Linked DNA regions of Homo sapiens: region 2 is linked to region 1. Evidence: read pairs that join two places in POLR2A ChIA-PET (ENCODE). Cell type or tissue: CD4-positive, alpha-beta T cell. All regions are shown on one strand. Each heading gives the region's core, and the rest is flanking DNA. Links, peaks and the distances in the headings are about the cores only. Region 1 overlaps TMEM116 (transmembrane protein 116). Region 2 overlaps TRAFD1 (TRAF-type zinc finger domain containing 1).

The links. Peaks named below come from ENCODE experiments on the same cell type or tissue, not always from the same donor. Only the 100,000 strongest peaks of a DNase experiment are listed, where the experiment ranks them.
Region 2: POLR2A ChIA-PET joins it to region 1 with 7 read pairs; 5 of 35 experiments call an interaction of 5 or more read pairs at or near these places.

What each region holds. Positions count from the first base shown.
Region 1 is chr12:111,991,190-111,996,569 of GRCh38, forward strand. It overlaps TMEM116 (transmembrane protein 116), which reads right to left. Exons shown (of 11, transcript NM_001193531.2): 4 at 569-700. It also overlaps the pseudogene SLC25A3P2. Among named protein-coding and RNA genes, the nearest start is that of TMEM116, 19 kb to the right of the region's middle. RefSeq lists a silencer at 776-1,070. In CD4-positive, alpha-beta T cell, for the core only: no CTCF peak of the experiment used is centred there; DNase peaks (open chromatin) are centred at 2,552, 2,832, 3,262 and 3,612; H3K4me3 peaks cover 2,053 bases; H3K27ac peaks cover 3,681 bases.
Region 2 is chr12:112,128,669-112,134,048 of GRCh38, forward strand. TRAFD1 (TRAF-type zinc finger domain containing 1) reads left to right here. Exons shown (of 12, transcript NM_006700.3): 2 at 1,843-1,901. The coding sequence starts at 1,855. Among named protein-coding and RNA genes, the nearest start is that of TRAFD1, 5.8 kb to the left of the region's middle. RefSeq lists an enhancer at 2,046-2,095. In CD4-positive, alpha-beta T cell, for the core only: no CTCF peak of the experiment used is centred there; a DNase peak (open chromatin) is centred at 2,093; H3K4me3 peaks cover 1,067 bases; H3K27ac peaks cover 3,113 bases.

The DNA.
Region 1 (5,380 bases), core at 193-5,192:
GTCTGGCGACAGAGCGAGACTCTGTCTCAAAAAAAAAAAAAAAAAAAAAACGGCTGGGTGCGGTGGCTCATGCCTGTAATCCTAGCACTTTGAGAGGCCGAGGCGGGTGGATCATGAGGTCAGGAGATCGAGGCCATCCTGGCTAACACGGTGAAACCCCGTCTCTACTAAAAATACAAAAAAAATTAGTCGGGCGCGGTGGTGGGCGCCTGTAGTCCCAGCTACTCGGGAGGCTGAGGCAGGAGAATGGCATGAACCTGGGAGGCAGAGCTTGCAGTGAGCCGAGATCGCACCACTGTACTCCAGCCTGGTGACAGACCAAGTCTCTGTCTCAGAAAAAAAAAAAAAAAAATTAAAGAGTAAAGATAACATTATTTTTTTGCTTCTCTGAATTTTCAAAATATTCTATAATATAGTGTTTTTAATATGAAAAAAGATAAAAGCTATTGTTTCAAAATGTAACAATAAACAAATACGTCTCCACTTCCCAAGGTGAATCATCTTTGTTTCTATCTAGATCTGAGTGTGCCTTTCTTGCAAGGTGCAGTGACAGTCTTGTAGCACTCACCTGTCCAACTGCTTGTAGGTTATAGCAGATGATGTCCTTATTTGCTACTGAAGCTCCATAGAGAAGTGTCTCCGTGAGCCAGCAAAGTCCCAGGAGCAGGTCACAGAAGCTCAGATAAAAAAGTGGTCTTATCTGTCAAAGTAATAAAATCCTCATTTCATATGTGATGTAGCTAGGAGAATGTTAACAATGTAACAGTTCTTACATTTTATGTTTCTAGTAGGAAACTGACATCATTTTTCTGGGGCCTCTGCCATTGGTTGATTGTGGGCAATGCAAGGGAAGACTACAGATAGGAAGGAATCTATAACCACTATAACCACAGTTATCCCAACTGTTCTGGAATCAGAGTACTCATGGATAGATTAGTACTGAACCTTCTTACTCACAGGGACACTCCTTTCTTAGGTATAGGGTTAAAAAAAGAGTGGAAAGATGAGAAATTTTGTGGTGGAGATGTACCACAAGGAGACAATTGAGAGTGCTTTAGTGGCACAGGCAACATCTTCTACTTTTTTTTTTTTTTTTTGGAGACAGAGTTTCGCTCTGTCGCCCAGGCTAGAGTGCAGTGGCACGATCTCGGCTCATTGCAAGCTCTGCCTCCTGGGTTCACACCATTCTCCTGCCTCAGCCTCTCAAGTAGCTGGGACTACAGGCGCCCAGCACCACGCCTGGCTAATTTTTTGTATTTTTAGTAGAGATGGGGTTTCACCGTGTTAGCCAGGACGGTCTCGATCTCCTGACCTTGTGATCCACCCTCCTCGGCCTCCCAAAGTGCTGGGATCACAGGCATGAGCCAAACATCTTCTAAATATAAGAAATGAGGTATTCTGCTAAGTGTTTAGGGATGTGGCTGAGGACTTAAAGAAAATGAAAACGTTTACAGTAATAAAAAGTCAGGGTAAAAAGTCAGTAATACTGAAAAATGTCAGAATGAACTGTATGTGTTGCCTTTCGGTTTCTGACCACACTGGTGAAATTTGTCTCTTCTTATTCTTCTCCTTTTGGCATCCCCATTCCCACTTATCTAAAAATAGTTTTGGTCCTATGGAGAAAATTATAAACCATTTATTGAGGGACTCCTAAAGATTAAATGCAATCTCAATGAAATCTCAACCTATTTTCCTGTGGAACTTGACAAGCTGACTCTGAATCTGATGTGGAAGTACAAAATATCACCCTGTGAGCCACAATCCAAGGGAGTAACAGTGGGGTGTTTGCCATCTTAGGGAGAAGCTCTCATCCATGGCACACCTGGCATGGGTGAACTCCTTCAATGTGCCACACCTGCAGCTGGTGGACGATGGCCTCACGGACCTCCACAGCGGTCCCACAAGACCCGCAAGGCCCCCCCACTGCTCTCTTAACCTGGCAGCTGCTGCCTTATAAAAGTACAGTTGTGAATTTGACTCCACGAAGTATTATGCATTGTGTGGCTCTCGTGGGGTCTTAGGTTGTGGTCTGACACACACTGCGGTCATTCCCCTGGGTTTAGTGAAATGCTGTATGCAGGTGGACCCCCAAAAGTAGAAGGGCATATTTAATGGATTCTCAGTTACACTTAAGGAGGATGGTGTTCATTCTTTGGCTAAAGGACAGGCTCTGACTTTCATTGGCCACTCCATGCAGGTGTTCTGCAAGTTTGGCTTTTATGAAGTCTTTAAAGTCTTGTATAGCAACATACTCCCAGAGCATGTTATCTCTGGTGCACATCACTGTATTTGGCTGCCTCTGCCAGTGCTGAATTCTTTGCTGTAATTGCCCTATGGAAGCTGCTAAGGTTCAAATTCAAACCCAACCAGGTTAGACCAAGACTTTGAGGGATGCAGCTCCCAAGATGTATAAGGAAGAAGGCCTAAAAACATTCTACAAAGGGGTTGCTCCTCTCTGGATGAGACAGATAGCATATGCCATGATGAAGTTTGCCTGCTTTTAAGGTACTGTTGAAGCATTGTACAAGTTTGTGGTTCGGAAGCCCTGTGGTGAATGTTCAAAGACAGAGGAGCTGGTTGTAACATTTGTAGCAGGTTACATACCTGGAGTGTTTTGTGCAATTGTTTCTCACCCTGATGATTCTGTGGTATCTGTGTTGAATAAAGAAAAAGGTAGCAGTGCTTCTCAAGTCCTCCAGAGACTTGGATTTAAAGGTGTATGGAAGGGAATGTTTGTCTGTATCATTATGACTGGTACTCTGACTGCACTACAGTAGTTTATCTATGATTCTGTGAAGGTCTACTTCAGCCTCCCTTGCCCTCCCCCAAGATGCCAGAATCTCTGAAGAAGCAGCTTGGGTTAACTCAGTGACAGATCAAAGCAAATGTGGACTGAAACTGCTTGTTGATCAGTGTTGAAGAACGTACAAAAGGAACTTTCATATATTTGACAGTGTAGGAAATTGTCTATTCCTGATATAATTACTAGAGTACTTTCACTTAAGTCAAGAGTTTCAAATTTACTATTGAAATAAACCCAACTCTTCAGGAAAAAAAGAAAGAAATATAAAATATTAAGATAACCAAGACACTCTTGAAAAAAAAAGAAGAACTTGCCCCACCTCATCTTAAGACTTATCGTGGGATCTGGCCAGCAGCCCGCAATGCAACGGGGCTCTTTCTTTGTTCCCAGGTGGATCGGCAGGTCGAGAAATAAAAGACACACACAAAATAGTGAAAGCTGGGTCCAGGGCGTCACCGCCTTCTGGTCCTGTGATGCCGCCAATGCACTGGATATACTGGCATTTATTATTAAGTTTAGTGAGGGCGGGGGTAGGTTAGTGAGGGATTTAGGGGGTCATTTGATTATGAGGTGAGATGATCACATGGGGATGAAGTAATTCTTTAATGTAACATCGGTATGCATAAGTACAGTATACAGAGATAAGAATTTACAACATAGTGTGTGTGTCAGCAATTTCTAACAGAGCCTTAAAACAGAAACACAGTCTATCCATAACCTATGTTTAGTAAGATACTAATCAGCAGTAATATTTGCAGCAAAAGCTGGTTGCAAACAATCAACAGAAACAGGATGTGAAACAACCGGTTAGACCACAAATTCTCAGAAGGGAGTATGCCTTAACCCTAAAGAGACCCAGAAAAGCCGTGGCAAGATAAGGGCGTTTATAACCCTATCTTATCCATATGAACAAGCGCCCCTCATGTGTCTATTTATAGGCTCTCCACAAGGGTTGCATTGCATTCCCAGAGCTATGAACATCTGCTTTTCTGGGATAGTAATCTTGGTGATGTGAAACCTCCCTGACTGCACGTCCGTTTATAGGCTCTCTGCAGGGAGAAGCACATCACGCACTGTTGGCTCATTCTGGCAGCCAAACCTTGCATTGTCTTTACAAAATCCTGCATGCAATTTTGTATTTACAATAATCAGGAGCATTTCATCTTTTATTCCATAGCAATAGTTTCAGGAGGTCTCCCTACAAAAACTAACATAGACCTAGAGTGAAGATACTGTGGTACTAGTACAGGGATGGACAAATAGGTGAATAAAATGAAAATAGCCCAAATTAAACCCAGCAATATATATATAGATCTCTGATGTATGACATAAGTGGCTTTTTCAATCAGTGGAAAAGAGACAGTCTTTTCAAAATATGAAGCTAGAACAATTGGGTATCCATACAGGAAAAAAAAATGAAATTAGGCCCCTACTTTGTATCTCACACTACACTCAAAAAATCAGTTCTAGGACGGGCATGGTGGCTCACGTCTGTAATCTCTGCACTTTGGGAGGTGGGCAGATCACCTGAGGTCAGGAGCTCAAAACCAGCCTGGCCAACATAGTGAAACCCCATCTCTACTAAAAATACAAAAATTAGCTGGGCATGGTGGCGGGCGCCTGTAATTCCAGCTACTCAGGAGGCTGAGGCAGGAGAATCATTTGAACCCAGGAGGCGGAGGTTGCAGTGAGCCGAGATCATGCCACTGCACTCCAGCCTGAGCGACAGAGTGAGACTCCATCTAATCAGTTCTAGGTCAGGCTCAGTGACTATATGACTATAATCCTAACATTTTGGGAGGCCGAGGCAGGAGGACTGCTTGAGCCCAGGAGTTCAAGACCAGACTGGGAAACATGGTGAGACTCCATCTCTACAAATAAAATAAAAAATAAAAAAATTAGCTGGGCATGGTGACACACACTTGTGGTCTCAGCTACTTGGGAGTCTGAGGCAGGAGGATCACTTGAGCCCAGGAGGTCAAGGCTGCAGTGAGCCATGATTGCATCACTGCACTTCAGCCAGGGAAACAGAACAAGACCCTGTCTCAAAAAAAAAAAAAAAAAAAAAAATCTATTCCAAGTAGTTTAAAGACCTAAATGTGAAAGGACAAAAACTGTAAACCTTTTTTTTACATTCTATAGGAGAATGTCTTCAATTTTTGTTTAGGGAAAATTTTCCTAAACAAAACACAAAAAGTACTAAAAGAAATAATGAAAAAAATCAACCACATTAAAATGAAAAATTGAGTCTGTGTCAAGACACCATAAAGAAAGTAAAAAGACATACCACAAAATAGAAGATATTTGTAACACATATAACTGACAAAGGATCCAAACTGTGTTTTAAAAAAATTACTAAGTAGTAAGAAAAACTCAACAGAAAAACAGGCAAAAATATTTAACAAAAGAGGAAATCCAAATGGCCATAAACATATGCAAATATGCCCTACTTTATTAGTAATAAAGGAAATGAAAAATTAAAACCACAATAAGAAAATAATTACACACCCATGGCAAAAATTTTAAGTCTGATAACAGCAAGTATTAACGGGAACAAAAAGCAACAGGACACTTTAT
Region 2 (5,380 bases), core at 36-5,035, 140 kb after region 1:
CTTGCCAAAAATATATAACCTGAATTTAATCATGAGAAAATATCAGACAAACCCAAATTGAAGGATATTATATAAAATAACTAGCTGGCTGGGCACGGTGACTCATGCCTGTAATCCCAGCACTTTGGGAGGCTGAGGCTGGCTGGTGGATCATATGAGGTCAGGAGTTTGAGACCAGCCTGGTCAACATGGTGAAACTCCATCTCTACTGAAAATACAAAAATTAGCTGGGCATGGTGGTGCACACCTGTGGTCCCAGCTACTCAGGAGGCTGAGGTCGAGGTTGCAGTGAGCCGAGATCGCAGTGAGCCGAGATCGCACCACTGCACTCCAGCCTAGACAGCAGAGTGAGACTCTGTTTAAAAAAAAAAAAAAAAAAAAAGCCAGTATGCTTAACAAGGTCATGAAAGAGAAGGAAAGACTGAAGAACTCTCCCAAATCAAAGGAGATTAACTACAAGTAATAGCCAAATGCAGTGTGTGATCCTAGATTGAATGCTGAACCAGAAAAAGGGTGGGATGGTGATTTTTTTTTTTTTTTTTTTTTTTTTTGAGACAGGATCTCACTCTGTCACCCAGGCTAGGGTGCAGTGGTACAATCACTGCTCACTGCAGCTTTGACCTCCTGGGCTTAAGTGATCTTCCCATCTCAGCCTTCTGAGTAGTTGGGACCACAGGTGTGTGCCACCACGTCTGGCTAATTTTTAAATTGTTTGTAGAGAAGGGTTTCACCATGTTGCCCAGGCTGATCTTAAACTCCTGGGTTCAAGCGATCCTCTTCAGCTCAGCCTCCCAAAGTTCTGGGAGTACAGGCATGAGCCCCTGTGCCTGACTTGTTGGTGAAATTTGAATGAATTCTATAGATTAGTTACTAGTATTGTATTAGTGTTAATTTCCTCTATTTGATAATTTTACTATTGTTATGATGCTTTTAGGGTAATTGGATGAAGTCTGTAAGGGATGTTATTTTATTTTTATTTATTTATTTATTTTTGAGACGGAGTCTTACTCTGTCGCTAGGGTGGAGTGCAGTGGCACGATCTTGGCTCACTGCAACTTCTGACTCCCTGGTTGAAGCGATTCTCCTGCCTCAGCCTCGCGAGTAGCTGGGATTACAGGCATGCGCCACCACACCCAGCTAATTTTTGTATTTTTAGTAGAGATGGGGGTTTCACCATGTTGGCTAGGATGGTCTCGATCTCCTGACCTTGTGATCTGCCTGCCTCGGCCTCCCTAAGTCCTGGGATTACAGGTGTGAGCCACTGCGCCTGGCCAGGATGTTATTATTATTATTATTTTTGAGACAGGGTCTCACTCTGTCACCCAGGCTGGAGTGCAGTGGCATGATCATGGCTCTCTGCAGCCTTAAACTCCTAGGCTTAAGCATTCCTCTTGCACATTCCTCCTGCCTCGGCCTCTCGAGTAGCTGGGACTACAGGCACACATCACCATGCCTGGGTAATTTTTTTTTTTTGTATTTTTTGTAGACATGACGTTACCCCATGTTGTGGCCAGGTTGGTCTTAAACTCCTGGGCTCAAGTGATCCGCCTGCCTCGGCCTCCCAAAGTACTGAGATTACAGGCATGAGCCACTGTACCCAGCCTAGTAAAAGTATTTTATTTTATTATTTTTATTTTTTAAAACTCCCTTATCCAATAAAATTATTTTAAATTGAAAATTTTAAAATAAGAAAATCCCAAGGGACTGGATATTGAATAAAATGCTTTAACATGCAGGTTTGGGTGACAGTTTCTGTATACTAGTTTTTTATTTGTTTTTTTGCATGTCATCTTTAAAGCAGAAATGAAAGAGAAAGTTCATGTCTTCCTTTGTGGTTTTCAGGAAGAGCTAAAGATGGCTGAATTTCTAGATGACCAGGAAACTCGACTGTGTGACAACTGGTAAGACATTAAATCTAAGAAATGTTAGTGGAATGAGGACAGTCAAGCTTAATCACTATCATTTCCTGATTTAAAAACTGTTAGTGAAGACTGGCACAGTCTTGAGTTAAGCTTTCTATTTTGGTGTTTATAACCCACATGAATTACAAGAAAGAGCATCTCTTTCCTGATGAAATGAAACCGGTTGTAAAGTTAATAATCAGCTGGTTCCTGTTGGGGTTTTCCTAAGAACTTATCTTGGTATCTTGGTGCTATACAAGTGCTGTTACTGTAAGCTGACAAAAAAAGCAAAGCAGAACTGTCTGCTATGTTTATTACTTTATTTTCCTTCACTGGGTACTTCTTTCACAATGTGCTATGTTTACCTTAGCAAACTGTGGTAGAAAGAGATGTGGAATAAGGAAAATAGTTTAACTCATTGGTGGAATATTTGAGCCAAATAACATTTTTGTCATCATCGTTGTCTTTTTCTTTCTTCTCAGCCTAACTTTGGCAGAATTAGAATATAATTAGAGCAACAGCTGGTTACAATATTCTTTACCTGCTTGGAATTAAGATTTCATCTCATTGTAGGTGTCTTGCCATATTGTAGAGTATTTCTGCTATGCCACTATCACTTTCTACCATTTCATAAACTATTTTAGTTTTGTTTGGGTTTTATATGTATAGCTACTGAAACAGAGTAATCAGAAACAAATAATCAAAAGAAAACATGATTTTGTAAGAAAAGAGACACATTGGTTTTTAGCATTAGTTAAGATACACCTATTTTATCAGTCCACTCCAATTAGGAGGAATCTCAAGCCTAGGACAAAATATAAATAACTATGCTAAGAGAGTTAAAGGGTGAGTTAATGGAAAGCTAGTGAAAAACAATGCTATTCAAAGCCAAAGAAATTAAAGAAAAAAGCAGATTAGCATAGAAGGCTGACTAAACCTGTAAAGAATTAATTTCTGGCTGTTTGTGTTTAGTGTTTGGAAAGTTCTTGGGAATTTTTCTGGAAGCTTTGGTTTGCCTTTCAGCTATTTCTATCTAAATGAAATTTCACCTCTAATTTGCTAGCCCTTCCTTGAGACTTTTAGCAGTTTTATCTGGATACGGAATTGTGTGCTCATTTATCTCACTTAAAACATCTTCATTTTCTCCGAAGGTAGGAAGTAAGCATATTAGTATTTGGTCTGGTTGGAATGTTTGGTAGGAATATGTTGGCAGTTAAATTTTAAAAGAAAAAAACCCAGCAGGCAACTGTTTTATATAATTGTTGCAAATATCTTTTTTATTTCAGCATTTCCTAAGAGGTGAATATGTGCAATAGTAAATGCTTTGTGGTCTTACTTGACAGCTGCTTTTGATTCTTGTTGCTTCATATTATGATGGTGTGGTCCTTAATATTTTTTGTTTTAATTCTAAAGTTTTAGGGGCCTTGTGTATGTAGTATGTCAACAAGTTATCCTGAACAGCCTTGTAAAGTAAATGCTAGACATTTAGTGTCTCCATATTTACCATTAAAATAAAAATTATTGCCAATATTATGAAAAAGGAACCCAGGTTTTCTACACCCTAAGCAGTAATTACTGGCTTTAATTTTCATGGCATTTGTACATACATGATTTACAATCACAATATAACATTTCTTCTTTCACTTTGTTGGTATACTATATGTAACTTAGCTATTCCTTTCTTGCTTAGGTATTTTTAATGACTTTCATTTTTTACCATTCTATGATACTGTAATGAAAATATTCATACATAATCCCAAGAGTAGGATTATTGTGTTACAGAGTATATAATTTTATGGTCCTAGAAATGAATTTTCAGACTGTTTTTAGGCAGTTTATACTACCACCAGTAATGTATTAAAGTATTCATTTCACAACATCTTTAAAAAGTTGGGATGTATTATTTTAACTAAATTAATTCAAAATGAGTAGTTTCCTTAGAAAGCTAAAAATTTGAGAGAAATATGGGAAGTTAAATCTGTCAGTAATTTTCCTCTTTATCCATTTGAGTTTTCTTCCCATCTCTCACAGTTGATTGTTCTGTCACCTTCCAGTGCTGCTTTGAGAGCTGCCTTGGGGTCCCTAGCTTGATAATTCCACCACTGGATGAAAATGAATTTGCACTTCCTTGGTGTCTTGGTCTTTCAGTTTGGAAGAATGACTATAGCTGGAGGCACATCATTTATCCTACTTCAAAATGTTTCTTAGACAATGTCTGAATATTAAAGGTTATTAAAAGAGAAATAAGCTATTTATAATTTAGTATGGGAGACAGTTCTTCTAGTATTCAGCTTCAGAGGCAAAATATGGTATTAAATAATGTGTTTTATGACTATCTGTATTGATCCTGTTCAGTATTTTATTTTTCTGAATTATTGTTATACGTACCTTCTTTAATGTAGTTTTTAGCTGGTGAAATTGGAATTTTACAATGGTCCTATCCAAATAAGTAAAAGTAAGGCCTTTGAATAGAATGTACCTTTAGTTCGAGTACATGTATAATCTTTTCATGTTTAAATGGTCTTACTCTTTCATGTAACATTATCACTTTACCTCCTTAATTTGTATAGCTTAGATATGATCTTTGAACCACTAAACTAAGTGAGAAAGGCAAAAATGAAGTGGAGAGACCAGACTGGTGGAGGAAAGGGTTCAGGATTTCATTTTTGTACAGCTTTACAGTGAAGTTTCTACCAACCCAGCCAGAGAGCATGTTCCTGTAGTCAGGAAGCATCCAGCCTGCTTCGAAAGGCATGTGAGGCATACAGGAGACAATTTCCCCTTCCCCTTTGACTGTCCAAAAGCTGGAGTCTTCTCTTTTTGGTTTGACTTTTCATGGAATAAAATCCAATGAAATTAAACTACTTAAAAGTGAGAGAAAATCAGTGGTAGGGTGTTTTTTCACTTGTTTTTGTTGTTGTTTTGGTTTGTTTTCTGTTTTAAAATAATCCTGGAGCGTATCACTCTGCTTTGGGACATGGATGGTTTTGGAATAGCCTAGCTCCACTCTTTTTGGCATCTGACTTCATGTTGTGATCAGCTCTGACTTTGAGAAAGTAAGGCTGAGCTTTTAGATGTAGTAGTGCATAGCACCGGTAACTCAGAATGTTGCACAGAAGAGCCTTCAGGATTTAGTTCTTTTTTTTTTTTTTTTTGATACGGAATCTTGCTATCCCCGAGGCTGGAGTGCAGTGGCATGATCTCAGCTTTCTGCAACCTCTGCCTCCCGGGTTCAAGTGATTCTCCTGCCTCAGCCTCCCGAGTAATTGGGATTACAGGTACCCGCCACCACACCTGGTTAATTTTTTATATTTTTGGTAGAAGCGGGGTTTCACCATGTTGGCTAGGCTGGTCTTGAACTCCTAACTTCAAGTGATCTGCTTGCCTCAGCCTCCCAATGTGCTGGCGTTACTGCACCTGGAAAGGATTTAATTTTTTTTTTTTTTTTTTTTTTTTTTGAGACAGAGTTTTGCTCTTGT